Linked DNA regions of Homo sapiens: region 2 is linked to region 1. The links are chromatin contacts, found by Hi-C or POLR2A ChIA-PET in ENCODE. All regions are on one chromosome and are shown on one strand. Each heading gives the region's core, a stretch centred on a gene start or an enhancer-like site at or near the end of the contact. The rest is flanking DNA. Distances are from core to core; before and after follow the strand shown. Region 1 has its middle 21 kb from the start of MYLIP. Region 2 has its middle 18 kb from the start of MIR4639.

Region 1 (6,305 bases), core at 1,003-3,502:
CACACCTGTAATCCCAGCACTTTGGGAGGCTGACGCAGGCGGATCACCTGAGGTCGAGAGTTCGAGACCAGCCTGACCAACATGGAGAAATCCCATCTCTACTAAAAATACAAATATTAGCTGGGCATGGTGGTGCATGCCTGTCATCCCAGCTACTTGGGAGGCTGAGGCAGGAGAATCGCTTGAACCCAGGAGGCGGAGGTTGCAGTGAGACGAGACCATGCCATTGCACTCCAGCGTGGGCAACAAGGAGTGAACCTCCGTCTCAAAATAATAATAATAATAATAATAATAATAATAATAATTACAAATAAGTATTTGTTATTTATTATATTGTGTTAATCTTATTTGAATAACATTTACATATTTGTTATTAATGTATATCTATTATTGCATCATGGGAAGTCATTTTAGCTTAGAAGATTGCAAGTCCAGTGTAGTGGAGGGCTTGAGAGAATACATGCTGGAACCAGACTGAGGATGTGAAACCTTCTCAGATGTGTGGCCCTGAGCAAATCATTTAACCTCTCTGTGCCTCAGTTTCCTCATCTACAAAATAGAAATATCAACTGTACGGTTTTACTAGACTGTTAAGCATCTCAAAGTTAACACATCTAAAATCCAAATTTCCATGCTGGGAGCAGTGGCTCATGCCTGTAATCCTAGCACTTTGGAAGGCTGAGGCGGGAAGATTGCTGGAGCCCAGTAGTTCGAGACCAGCCTGGGCAACATAAGGAGACCTTGTCTCTACAAAAAATACAAAAATTAGCCAGGTGTGGTGGTGCGTGCATGTAGTCCCAGATACTTGGGAGGCTCAGGTGGGAGGATTGCTTGAGTCCAAGTGGTGTTCGAGGCTGCAATAAACCAACATTATGCCACAGCACTCCTCCAGCAGGGTGACAGCATGAGACTCCATCTCTTAAAAAAAAAAATGAAAATCCAAAATCCAATTTCTGTCTTCCCCTTCCCCTTCAAGACTGCTGCTTCCTCAGTTTCCCCAAAGTAAACTGCAACTTCATCAAGTGCTCAGGCTCAAAGCCCTGGAATCATTATCGACTCCCCTCTTTTTCCCCCATCACATATCTAATTCACCCATGAGTCCCAGGTTATTACAATAATCCCCTGACTGTCCTTCCTATTTCTGCTTTTGCCACCCTAGAATGTATTCTCCACCAATAGCCACAGTGATACTTTTAAAAACAAATCTTTTAATGTCACTTCTCTGCTCACAGCCCTCTAATGACTTCCTGCCTCGCTCAGAATAAAAGCCAGAAAGCTGGCAATGGCCCACCTGATCCAGCCCTCTGTACTCTTGAGTCTCATATTCTATCCCTCTGGCCTGTGGCTCCCTGCCCTGCAGCCACACTGGCCTCCTTGCTGTCCCTGAACTGAACATGCTTGCAGCTCAGGGCCTGTAGCACCAGCTGTTCCCTTTGCTTAGAAAGCCTTGTTCCCAGATATTCCTACCCCTTCTCCTACTGATCTTAACTCAAAGCCTTCTATGACTCCCCTGTTTAAAGTGGCAGGCCTCAAATCCAGCATTGCCTACCTCCTTTCCGGCTTTATTTTCCTCCACAGCACTTCTCATCGTCAGGCACATTACACAATTTACTTGTCTATTTCATATGGGCTGTCTCCTTCCTCTCCTCCTCCACCCTCTCACCCCCCAGGCATGTAAAATCCATGGGGCAGGGACTTTTGTTTTGCTCACTGCTATATCCTCAGCTCCTAGAAAAGTGCTCGGTGCATAGGACACCTCAATAATTAATATGTGTCCAGGGCTCCCAAGACCACCTCCAGGTTCAGGGATTTACCAGGGGGACTCACAGGACTCAACATAGAGTCATACCCATGACTAAGATTTATTACAGCAGGAGGATGCCAGGCACAAACAGCAAAGGGAAAAGACGCATGGGGCGAAGTCCAGGGAAGTCAGACACAAGCTTCTAAGGAGGCTTTCCCACCAGAATCACACAGGACACACTTAATTCCTCCAGCAATAAGTTGTGACCTCAGGTCTGAAGTGTTGTTTACTAGGGAAGCTCAATAGAGGATTAGGACTTATGGTTTTTATTTGGGGCTGGTCACTAGGCACCGCTGCCCAGCACATACCCAAATTCCAGACGCCCAGAAGGAAAGAGATTGTTTGGCAGAAACCATATTGTTTGTACAGTTTAGGCACAGTGAGTCCTTCTTATCAGTTCTGGGAATGGTGGGAACCCTCCCCAAGTCCAAATTCCTGGACACCAGCCAAGGGCCAACCTCACAAGCAGGCCTTTCTAAAGATAGCAATCTCAGGCCTGCCATGTTAACTCTGCACAGCGTGTTAAAAAAATTTGTTACTTTTCAGTTGACAAAAATAAAGCATTTTAGAAAACAAGAGCAAGATAAGGTCAATGAAAGAAAATCTTTCATTTTTTTGCACATTGGAATCATGGTGATAAATTTTGATCTTACTTATGCACACACAAACACTGTGCATATTTTTAAAGTAGCTTGGCCTGGTAAGAAGATGTGGATGGAACCTCACACATTTCTTGGATTCTATACATTTTAGGATCTATTTCTGAAGGGAATGAGAAGAAGCAAAATCTAGATGGAACGAGTGTCTATCAGAGAGAGTGGAACCTGTGACTGCCTTTATTGTTTTTTATTTGAATATATATTTTTATTTAGAATGCAGGATTAACGGCATGATAATAAACTGTCACTCACAAGTCTGTACTGAGAAGCAAATAATCTTCAAAACATGTTGTTTTTCACGAGTAATTTACACATAGCAGTATTATTATTTAGTACTAGTGTCAAAGACGACATTTAGATTCTTCAGCTTTAGGGCATTTAGCAACATCAAAATGATTTATAGTCAGACAGAGGAAAGCAATTCTAAAGCAGTTTCTTTTTCTTCCCTGCCAGTTCCTTTGCAGTAAGATCCATCTTCTTACATGAGGAATCATTAATGGAGAGAGCTTCAACAAATTTCCAGGTCTTATTCTTGAATACGACAGAGAATGAGTAGAACGATGACTGGGAATACCATAGGAGTCACTATTAGAGATAACCCCACTGGACACAGACTCTCCCTATGGGGTTCCAAGCCAGATGTCTCTGAGGTGGTTGGAGATGGCTCTTGTAGTGGACATTGTCCTGGATGGTTTTTGAGCCTCGATGACAGCAGCACCATGTTGCTGCACAGCCATGAATTCTCCCTGGGGCCAGCTGTCATGTTTCAGAGCTTCATAAACAACTTCCTTTGCTTGCAATTTCGTCTTGGCTTGGTTGACATCTGGATACTGAGTGAAGGAATGGTTTCCCCAGATATGTAATATTCTTTACATTGTCAGCAGTCACACCAAGTTTAAGAGTAATTTGAACTTGAGTTTGGTTGTGATCCAAACAAGTCAAGCAACTGAAGTTCTCATTGAAGATGGATGGAACCAACTTGGAGGCAGTCAGGCAGTTGATATTGGCTGGGTTTCCCATAACAATAACCTTAACGAACTTCTTGTCATATTTCTCCAAGGCTGCACCCTGCCATTTGATGATTTTTACATTTTCAGTAAATCTTTCCTCTCTTGGCACAGAGCCCAAGAGAATGGCCACATCCAGGTCTTTGAAGGCAACTTCTTTGTTTGTTTGGATGACATCTGTCAGGAGGGGAAGGGCACAGTCTTGCTGTTCCATTAGGACACTGTTCAGGACAACAAGCATGGGGGTGATATCCAATGGCACAAGAATGATAGGCTAGTCTTCACCAAAGACAGATGCATTTCTAATACTGTAGAGCAGTGAATATATGATTTGACCAGCTGCCCTAGTCACAAGGATTGGTATTGATTCAGACATAACGGGGAACTGTGTGACAATTTTAGCACTTGCAAAGTGAGCCTCAGGGAGTCAGGTTACCTCTACTGCACAACTGACTTGTGACAACCTTTAGCACAATATATTTATATTTGGTTTTGGTTTTGCTTTTTGGATACCCAGTGCTCAGAAAAGTAGCTGGCACATACAAAAAGCTGCAAAAATATTTGTACAGCAGGTAAATGATACACTATAAATGCTAAAAATGATTCCATTTCATAGACACATGAGTAAATTCAAGCTATATCAAAAACAAATGTGACTTGTGGCAGATGCTGAATATAACTTGAAGATTGGTATTAGAGCTACTGTGAGAAAACAGGTTAAAATATTTTTATTGTACCATACTTAGGTATGTTGGAATGGTAAGTAAATAGTTGGCATTGCTGCTTTTGTTTGGTTAAGCTAAAACAAGAGAGGGAAAACACGCACGCACGCACGCACGCACACACGCACACACACCCCTGAAAAACATCTGGTGTTGTGTGGAATTGGGGAAGGAGAATCCCTAGTTCTCTGAATCAAGACTTGCTTAGAGCAGTCTTCTTCAATGCGAGACTGTCATCATGATATTGAGACTGTAGGGAAACTTCTCAGGACAGAAGCTCCCAGAAAACTTAAGCCAAAATCATTTTTCAAGCTATAAGACCAGTAAAAGAAAAGCTGGCTTACGGCTGGGCGTGGTGGCTCACACCTGTAATCCCAGCACTTTGGGAGGCCGAGGCAGGTGGATCACCTGAGGTAGGGAGTTCGAGACCAATCTGGCTAACATGGAGAAACCCCATGTCTACTAAAAAAAAAAATACAAAATTTTCCGCGCTTGGTGGTGCATGCCTGTAATCCCAGCTACTCAGGAGTCTGAGGCAGGAGAATTGCCTGAACCCGGGAGGTGGAGGTTGCAGTGAGCCGAGATCGTGCCATTGCACTCCATCCAGACTGGGCAACAAGAGCAAAACTCTGTCTCAAAACAAAACAAAAAAAAAAAAAAAAAAAGGAGCTGGTTTACTGAAGTCTGAAATGAGATAGGTAGAAGAGATTTAAGAAAAGTATGTAGTCTTGAATATATCTTGTGGTTTTAGAACTGTTTCCCATTAAAGCTTTTTTAAAATAAATATGTTTTGCCTTATATTTTTAAAGCATTATTGAGGTGGAATACGGTACTTTAACTTGTGATGATAATTAGCATGGCCTTTGTATATACATATATATTTGCATATGTGCATAAACATACACACGTACACTTTTACTCCCATTACTGATTAAAAATGGTTACTTTCTACTAGCTTAGGTAAAATACAAAATTTATTTGTAAATTGTGGAGAGATTAAAACAACCCACTTTAGAGGGGTGACATTAACCCATTCTCATGCAGGCAAACTCCACTCTGCTTCATACTTGTGGCCTCGTGGCTGACACAATCTTTAACAACATTTTAATGTTCAAGAGTAAAAGTAAGAAGAAGAAACAGTCTTGTGAAAGACAACAGTAATGTGATGAAACACTTAAGAGTTCTACATTTCCGCGTTAAGTCACTATCCCTCTAAAATATTACTGTGGAACTTCTCCTAGGCAAATATTGACTCAACACATAAAGGGGCCTCAAGCATGTTTCTAGATATAGGATTTGAAAATGAATGCTAAACGATTTTTCTGGGCTATAGTACAATGAGATATTCCTAGAGTTTTAGAGATGAGTCAGTTCTTAAGAGACCCAGATGTAATTTTTCACTGTACAGACTGAGAAAGTAGGCCCAGAGATTTTAAGACATTTGCCTAAGATCATATGACAAGTTCTGGGCCAGTGGAAGAACCCATATCTGCTACTCCTGGAATTCTCTCCAGGTTATCCTACCGCTTCCTTCAGTCTCCAGAGAAGGGATTCAGGCATTAAGCACCCACTATATATATATAGATATATTATATATATAGATATATATATATATAAAATTCATATAATTTATCTATATATATAAATATATAAAAATACAGCAGGCATGTCCAGCCTTTTTGCTTCCCTGGTCCACACTGGAAGAAGAATTGTCTTGGGCCACACATAAAACAGCAACACTAACAATAGCTGATGAGCTAAAAAAAAGAATTGCAAAAAACATCCATAATGTTTTAAGAAGGTTTACGAATTTGTGTTTGGCCACATTCAAAACCATCCTTAGCAGCATGTGGCCTGTGGGTCGTGGGTTGGACAAGCTTGATATTCAATAATCTAGAAGCTTCTGAATTAATACAGGTTTGATCAGGAAGTGATTTTATGCCTCTCAGGCTGAAGTGGGCGAGGCTTGGCTGTATGATGCCATTTTTAGGTTGTACTCAAGAATGAACAGCTGGGGAAAGTATACCCTCATTTGGTTTTGCCATGAAACCCAGGAATCTTGGAATGTCCATCGAAACTCTGGAAACTTTGGATATTAACTCTATGAGAATCC
Region 2 (6,305 bases), core at 1,793-4,292, 50 kb before region 1:
GTGATAGGAATGGCCCTTCTAATGCTTCACTACACAATCTAATCAAATCTATCATCATGATGAATTAGACCCAGTCCATCTTTCAGTCTGGTCTGCTCTGAGCCTGAACATATAGACATAAAACAGTACGAATTTATTAATATAGCATTTTCCCACATCCTCACCCCATAAACCACTTCAAAAGAGGAAATTTCATTTTCACATTTTACTTCTTAAGGAGGCCTCACTACCACACAGGCCTTGGCCATGAAAGAATACGTTCCTAGGTGATGCCTCAAGTTAATGTGAAGCTTAGCAAAAAATCAATTATTCAGGATAGTAATTACAAATTCTCACAAATATTATGCCTGTAGGAAACTATTTTGCTTCTTTAAATATCTGAAGGCTTGCAAAAATGTTTATCTTCTTGCATTTTTTTGGAATGTTTGGTAACTGACAATTTTTACCAATATCTCCCTTTTCTTAGCCCTTAATAGACAGTCCATTCCATCTAGTAAAAACAAAAATTTGATCAGATTATTAAATCTTGAAAGCCTTCTCATTTTTACTATATAAAGGGGTAAGTTTCATATTCATATTCTTTTACAAATGTGGTATAAATTGTACGGATAATATAAGGAAATATTGTCAAATATAGGTAATGAGTGGTGTTTAACTTCACAAAACGTAAATCAAAAATGAACATGAAACTCTAACAGTATTTAAGAAATATTTTCTCCCAAATTGTGCTAGCATTTTCGACTAGTTTAGTAATATCGACTGCCAAAAAATAGGTTCAAAGCAGCCTGAAGAAAACAGCCTGAGGATTAAAAACGGCTTGATATTTTCATCTCAAGTTTAACTGGGCTCTAATCGTATAGCATGGCTTCTGATGGATTGCAACTAGTTCCTTCCTCCAAATCCATCTTCCCACCAGCAATTTTCCTCCTCTCTCATTCCCCACTTGAGGTGATGTATGTAAGTACTTGGTCTGAGGTTGTCCGGGAGGTCATCTTCGCAGTTTGGGAGGCAGCAGCAGGAGAAGGCACAGCCGATCAGGATAATTGTGGGCACCCATCTGAAGCTGTAGGTCCAGTAATAGATGTGACAGCAGGCTTGGCATGAAGGCTGAAGGTCTGGGTGTATTTCACGGGTGTATTACCAGAAGGATGATTCGGAACACAGCAACCAGAGCGAGAGGCTCTAGTCACTCCTACGAAGACAAGCGCTTGGGATCCATAGAGGGCAAAGAAGCAGAGGATGGAATAGATCTTGAGGGTGATAGAGCCACAGAGGAGCATAGCAGCCGCTCTTCACCATGTCTCCCCCCATGAGACCCTGGTGGCCACACTTGTGGGAGCGTCTCCACTCCGGCGAGGATGTGTGGATGTGGTCACTCGCCTGCAACCAGCCCCTGCCAGCCGGTGTGATGATGATGTCAAAGGCCATGGCGCAGAGCAGGAGCCCCACCAGGCCCTGGTGCATAATCGGCTCGGGTGACAGCAGAGAACCAGGTGAAGCCCCTTTGTAAAGAGAACCTGAGCAGAAGCTTCCAGACCCTCACATCTTATTTAAAAAATGTTTTAAGTTAATTTTTTTTTCTAAGTTTCGCTCTGTTGCCCAGACTGGAGTGCAGTGGCATGATCTCGGTTCAAGGCAACCTCCGCCTCCTGGGTTCAAGCAATTCTCCCACCTCAGCCTCCTGAGTAACTGAGATTTCAGGCACCCGCTACCATGCCTGACTAATTTTTGTATTTTTTGTAGAGACGGGGTTTCACCATGTTGGCCAGGCTGGTCTCAAACTCCTGGCCTCAAGAGATCTGCCTGCCTCAGCCTCCCAAAGTGCTGGGATTACAGGCGTGAGCCATCGCACCCGGCCCAGACCTTCACACCTTAGATTGGCAAGAATCCTATCAAATGCCATTTCCAAACCAATACGTGACAGGAGGAATCGAATTCCCGATTGGTTTAGATTAATCAAGATGTATCCCTATGAGGCTGGGAAGGTTCAGCCTCCCCTAAAGGAGGCTGAATAAAATAAAATCAGGATTTTGTGAGAACAGAAGCAGAGTCAGGGAGAAGAGCTGTTGTGCAGGCAATCAACAGTGTCTGCCATAACCCCCCTCTCTTAATTTGCGCACAGTAATATTCACTCTTTGTGGTATATATGGCTCTAGGGTTTTGACAAATTCATAGAGTTGTGTGACCACCACCACTACAATGAAGACAGAGAAATGTACAGGATGGAAGAGAGTGGATAGGTTTATGCTCAACCAGCATGGATTTACTATTGTGGTAGAAACAAGTAAGAGGGAGGGCAGAGTCATTGTTCTTACACGTTTGTATGAACAAACTTCCAGGAGGGTGAGCAGGCAATGCCTAAATCTAATATAGGGAGCTAGGGACAGCATATTGTCAGGGTTTGAAGAAGGGAGAGGTTCCCACTCTGGAGCTGTGGCCTGCTGTGTCCTTATGACTATTTGTATCTCCCGGGGCCCCTTGCTCAGGTGACCATTCCAGACGCCCATCTCTGGTTGCTGCGTGGTGGTAGCCCCGATGGTTTCTTTCGATCCCCTGGGCTCACATTCCTTGCTTTATTCTGCCCATCCTTCTTGCTGACCCTCAGCTAGTCAGCCTGGGGGTATTCAGGTCTTCTGTCCACATTCAGGACATGTCCCTATTCCAAAGAGGAAGGCTGAGTTTGCAGACAGCCTTATTCCAGGCAGGACTGGCTGGATTCAGGATGGTGTGCTGGGAGCTTGGGTGGCCTTTTGATCATTATTATGGCAGGTGGACGGTGCTGATGAACAGATACTGTCACTGTGTTTGAACACAACAGACTGCTTGGACATAACAAAGAATCTAGTAAAATAAGATAATAATTATAAGAAGGACAGCAAACACAGTTAGCTAACTTTTCCAAACCAAAAAGACCGTCCAGCGAGAGCAGCTTTTGAGCCCTGTTCCACAATACTTACAGTGTTTAGAGTCCCATGAAAGGGCCCAACTGTGGCTAAAACAACAGTCATCTAACTCGAGTTGCTTTCTTCCAGGGAGCTGGCGCCAATGCTTGTCTTTACTGCCCAGGGCCAGGGCTTGTTTGTAGAGTGCCTTTGTGCAAAGTGGAGAAAGTCTCCCCACTCCTCACGATGCTTTATTTCCATCTCTTGGGAAATTGTTATAATATGCTGTAAAATTGTAATAGTCAATATCTAGATCCTTGAGGCATAAACTTTGAATGATGCTTCTTAGGGTTGTACAGGGTGCAACCAGCACAGCTGTAAACATAGCCTCAGGACCCAGTTGTTTTGAGGATGAGAATAAGCCCCATTGTCTCAGAAATGTAGCCAGTCTGGGTCAGTGGTTGGAGGATGCCTGGCAGCCTATTAATGTATTCAGTCAACATTGACGGAGTGGTTACTATATTCTGGGCACAGTGTTAAGTGCTTTACGGCATTATCTCATTTAATCTTCAAAAAATGACCATGAACAGGTATTATCTTTGTTTTGTTTTGTTTTGTTTTGTTTTGAGACGGAGTCTTGCTCTGCCGCCCAGGCTGGAGTGCAGTGGCGCGATCTCGGCTCACTGCAAGCTCCGCCTCCCGGGTTCACGCCACTCTCCTGCCTCAGCCTCCCGAGTAGCTGGGACTACAGGTGCCCGCCACCACGCGCGGCTAATTTTTTGTATTTTTTAGTAGAGACGGGGTTGAACATGTATTATCTTTATTCCTATTTTACAGTTGAGGAAGTCAAAGTTTAGAGAGCTTATTCGACTTGTCCCAATTCACAAGGTTTGTGAAAGAGCTGACCTAGAATCCTGATGGAGATGATGCTGAAGTGACCACTCTGCTTCCTGAATATATGCCTTGAATATACTGTATAGATGTATATATAGTTTTTCACATATATCAATCCTGTTGGTATCGATGGTAATTCTTAGGGATGTTCATATTATCGTATCTCTTTGTTTTCATATATATCTGATGGGTTCCTCAGGAAAAAAATAAAGCAGCAGCTCTGTGATACTTAAGGTGCTGCAGAAGATGATGATGCAAACACATTAAAGTCGCAAATACTGAGAAAAATATCTGTCTTTTCGGACCAAACGACTGAAGACCACACAAGTAACTGCTTCAGCAGTAGAGGTGAATTGCACGGTGCCTCTGCGTCGCTTGCTTCAGTGGCGGGGACGGTGTGCTTTTGCTCAATTAAGAGGATCAGCCCTTCACATTGCAAGCCTGTTGGCAACGATTCAAACCTGACAGCCTGAGCTTTCACAGCGATAATCCGTAGGCTCTTTGGAAAGGTGACACAGCAGCTTCCTCCAGAGCACATGTCAAAGAGGATCCTAGTGGCCAAAGACCATGTTGTTCTTTCTTTTTGGGGTTCTGTAGTCATGGGAGCATGACTTTTGGCCCAATAAAACACTCCTGCTGAAATCCTGCTATCTTGCCTTCTTCTTCAAGGAAGCTGATTAAAGCGAATGAAGAATGAAAAATTTTGCCCAACAGCTTTTTGTTTGGTTTTCTTACATGAAGGATTCTTAATTTAACTGATTTCCTTCCTAATTAGATTTAGCAATTAGGGCTGCCCGTTAACCTGGGAGTTTCCTGTACGAGTCTCAGCCCCCATCACATCTGCCTGGCTTGCAGCCCCACAGCTGTGTAACTGGCAGTTAAATCCATATCTTCTGTTCAAAGCAGAGGAGATGTACATAGCCAAACCCAGGTGGCCGGCTCTTCAATCCAGTCAGATCCAAGAAGCATGTGCAAAGCACTTTGCCAGCCACTCTGGGGTGATGGAGAGATGAGCAAGACAGTCTGGGATCTCTAGGCTCCTATGAGTCATTCATCTATTGAGCCTTTACTATCTGCTAGGCAATGTTCTAGGCATTGGGGATGCAGTAATAAACAAAACATACAAAATTTTTATACTTTCTGGAAGAGGAGACAGACAATAAAAAATACATAAGTAAATGTATAGTAAGCCAGATAGTGATAAATGCTATGAAGGAACTATTGTAATCTAGGCATATGCATGAAACACACATACACACCTCTGATGGTATGTGTTGGTTCAAAGTGCCATGGTATTACAATGGAGGAAGAAATTGATTTTGCATGGAATAATTTGGCAAGTAGTGAGATTTAAGCTGGCCCCTGAAGAATGTTTAGGTCAGGTGAATATTGCTGCTGTGAAGGGAAGCAAGGGAAAAGCGCTCCCTAAGCATCTGAAACATTTCAGCAATGGTCCAGGAGTGAGGAGAGAGGGGGATGCAAAGCACATTCAGGGAGCTGAGTAGCTGATGCCAGCCTCAACAGTGGGTGGGATGGCAGGTGGGACAGGGACCTGAGATGGAAAGTCATGTGGATGTTAAGTGAAGAAAGATTTTTACTGCCAGGCTGAGGAGTATGGGTTGAACTCTGCATGCAGTGGGGAGTTACTGAGTGTTTTGCACAGGGAGTGCCCTGAGCAGATGTGTTTGCAGATGCAAGACTGGCAGAAGAAAGGCTTGTCCATACGCAGGAAGACACCTGGAATGATACTGGCCCTTGTAGCTGGCACCTAGGGCATTGAGGTAAGGACAGTCTTTGGTTTTCATTAGGTAACAGGTGGCATTGTCATATTACTCAGATTATTCAAGATAACAAGCTATATCTGCTTTCCCTAGACATTTGCATTCAAATGTGATCATTCCTTTATTCCCAAGCCACGGATATTCAAGTTCTAGTACAGTAAACTGAGGCTCTGCCAGATAGACTTATCCTCCTTTTATAGCTGTAGTTGAGCAACTTGGGTGCCCCAAAGCTTTATGGATAACTTGTAATTGATTTCCTCCATAAAGCCTCAGTAAGGCCTGCAGTAAGAGGTGCAGCTTGTGTCTTCCTTCTCTTGGCAAATTGCATAGAGATGGTCAGAGAAATTTTGGAAAGAAGTCCACCACCTTCACTCTCCTGCCATTGAAATTTACCTTCATGGTTCATAAATAATGCAGAGCCATAAAGAGAAGAGAAGCAGCAAATATGTTCACATGTTTATTTTACCGTTGATAGGGACAGGAGGGTGAGAAATTCTGGGCAGAAGAGGTCGGGTCCCTGGTGAGGGCTCCACCCTCAAGCCAAAAAGCCCAATCCTGTGGCTCAAAGTGAGAGTTTACATCTCTGTTTTCTGTCTGGAATGCTGACTTTTCCAAAACCACCCATGGCCCACCCTGCCTCCAGTCTTGTGCCCATAAAAACCCCAGGCTCAGCTGTCAGAGGGAGGAGAAGCAGCTGGATGTTGGAGAGAAGCAGCTTGACATCAGAGGGATAGGCTTGACTTCAGAG

What was found. A loop is a pair of places that touch in the nucleus more often than their neighbours do. ChIA-PET counts read pairs that join two places held with the same protein, here RNA polymerase II (POLR2A).
Region 2: a map of endothelial cell of hepatic sinusoid shows a loop between it and region 1 (4-fold over the local background). The contact joins two enhancer-like sites. A Hi-C loop is called at or near these places in 2 of 168 maps with a recorded cell type or tissue (aorta and endothelial cell of hepatic sinusoid). POLR2A ChIA-PET finds 5 or more read pairs at or near these places in 5 of 52 experiments (CD4-positive, alpha-beta T cell, HEK293T, MCF 10A and 2 more).

The regions. Positions count from the first base shown.
Region 1 is chr6:16,105,163-16,111,467 of GRCh38, reverse strand. It overlaps the pseudogene MDH1P2. Among named protein-coding and RNA genes, the nearest start is that of MYLIP, 21 kb to the left of the region's middle. Within about 2 kb of position 2,252, at least 7 of the 41 ENCODE cell types and tissues checked have a DNase peak (open chromatin) inside an H3K27ac peak, as active enhancers do.
Region 2 is chr6:16,156,073-16,162,377 of GRCh38, reverse strand. It overlaps a transcript of MYLIP not described here and the pseudogene PERPP3. Among named protein-coding and RNA genes, the nearest start is that of MIR4639, 18 kb to the right of the region's middle. Within about 2 kb of position 3,042, at least 2 of the 41 ENCODE cell types and tissues checked have a DNase peak (open chromatin) inside an H3K27ac peak, as active enhancers do.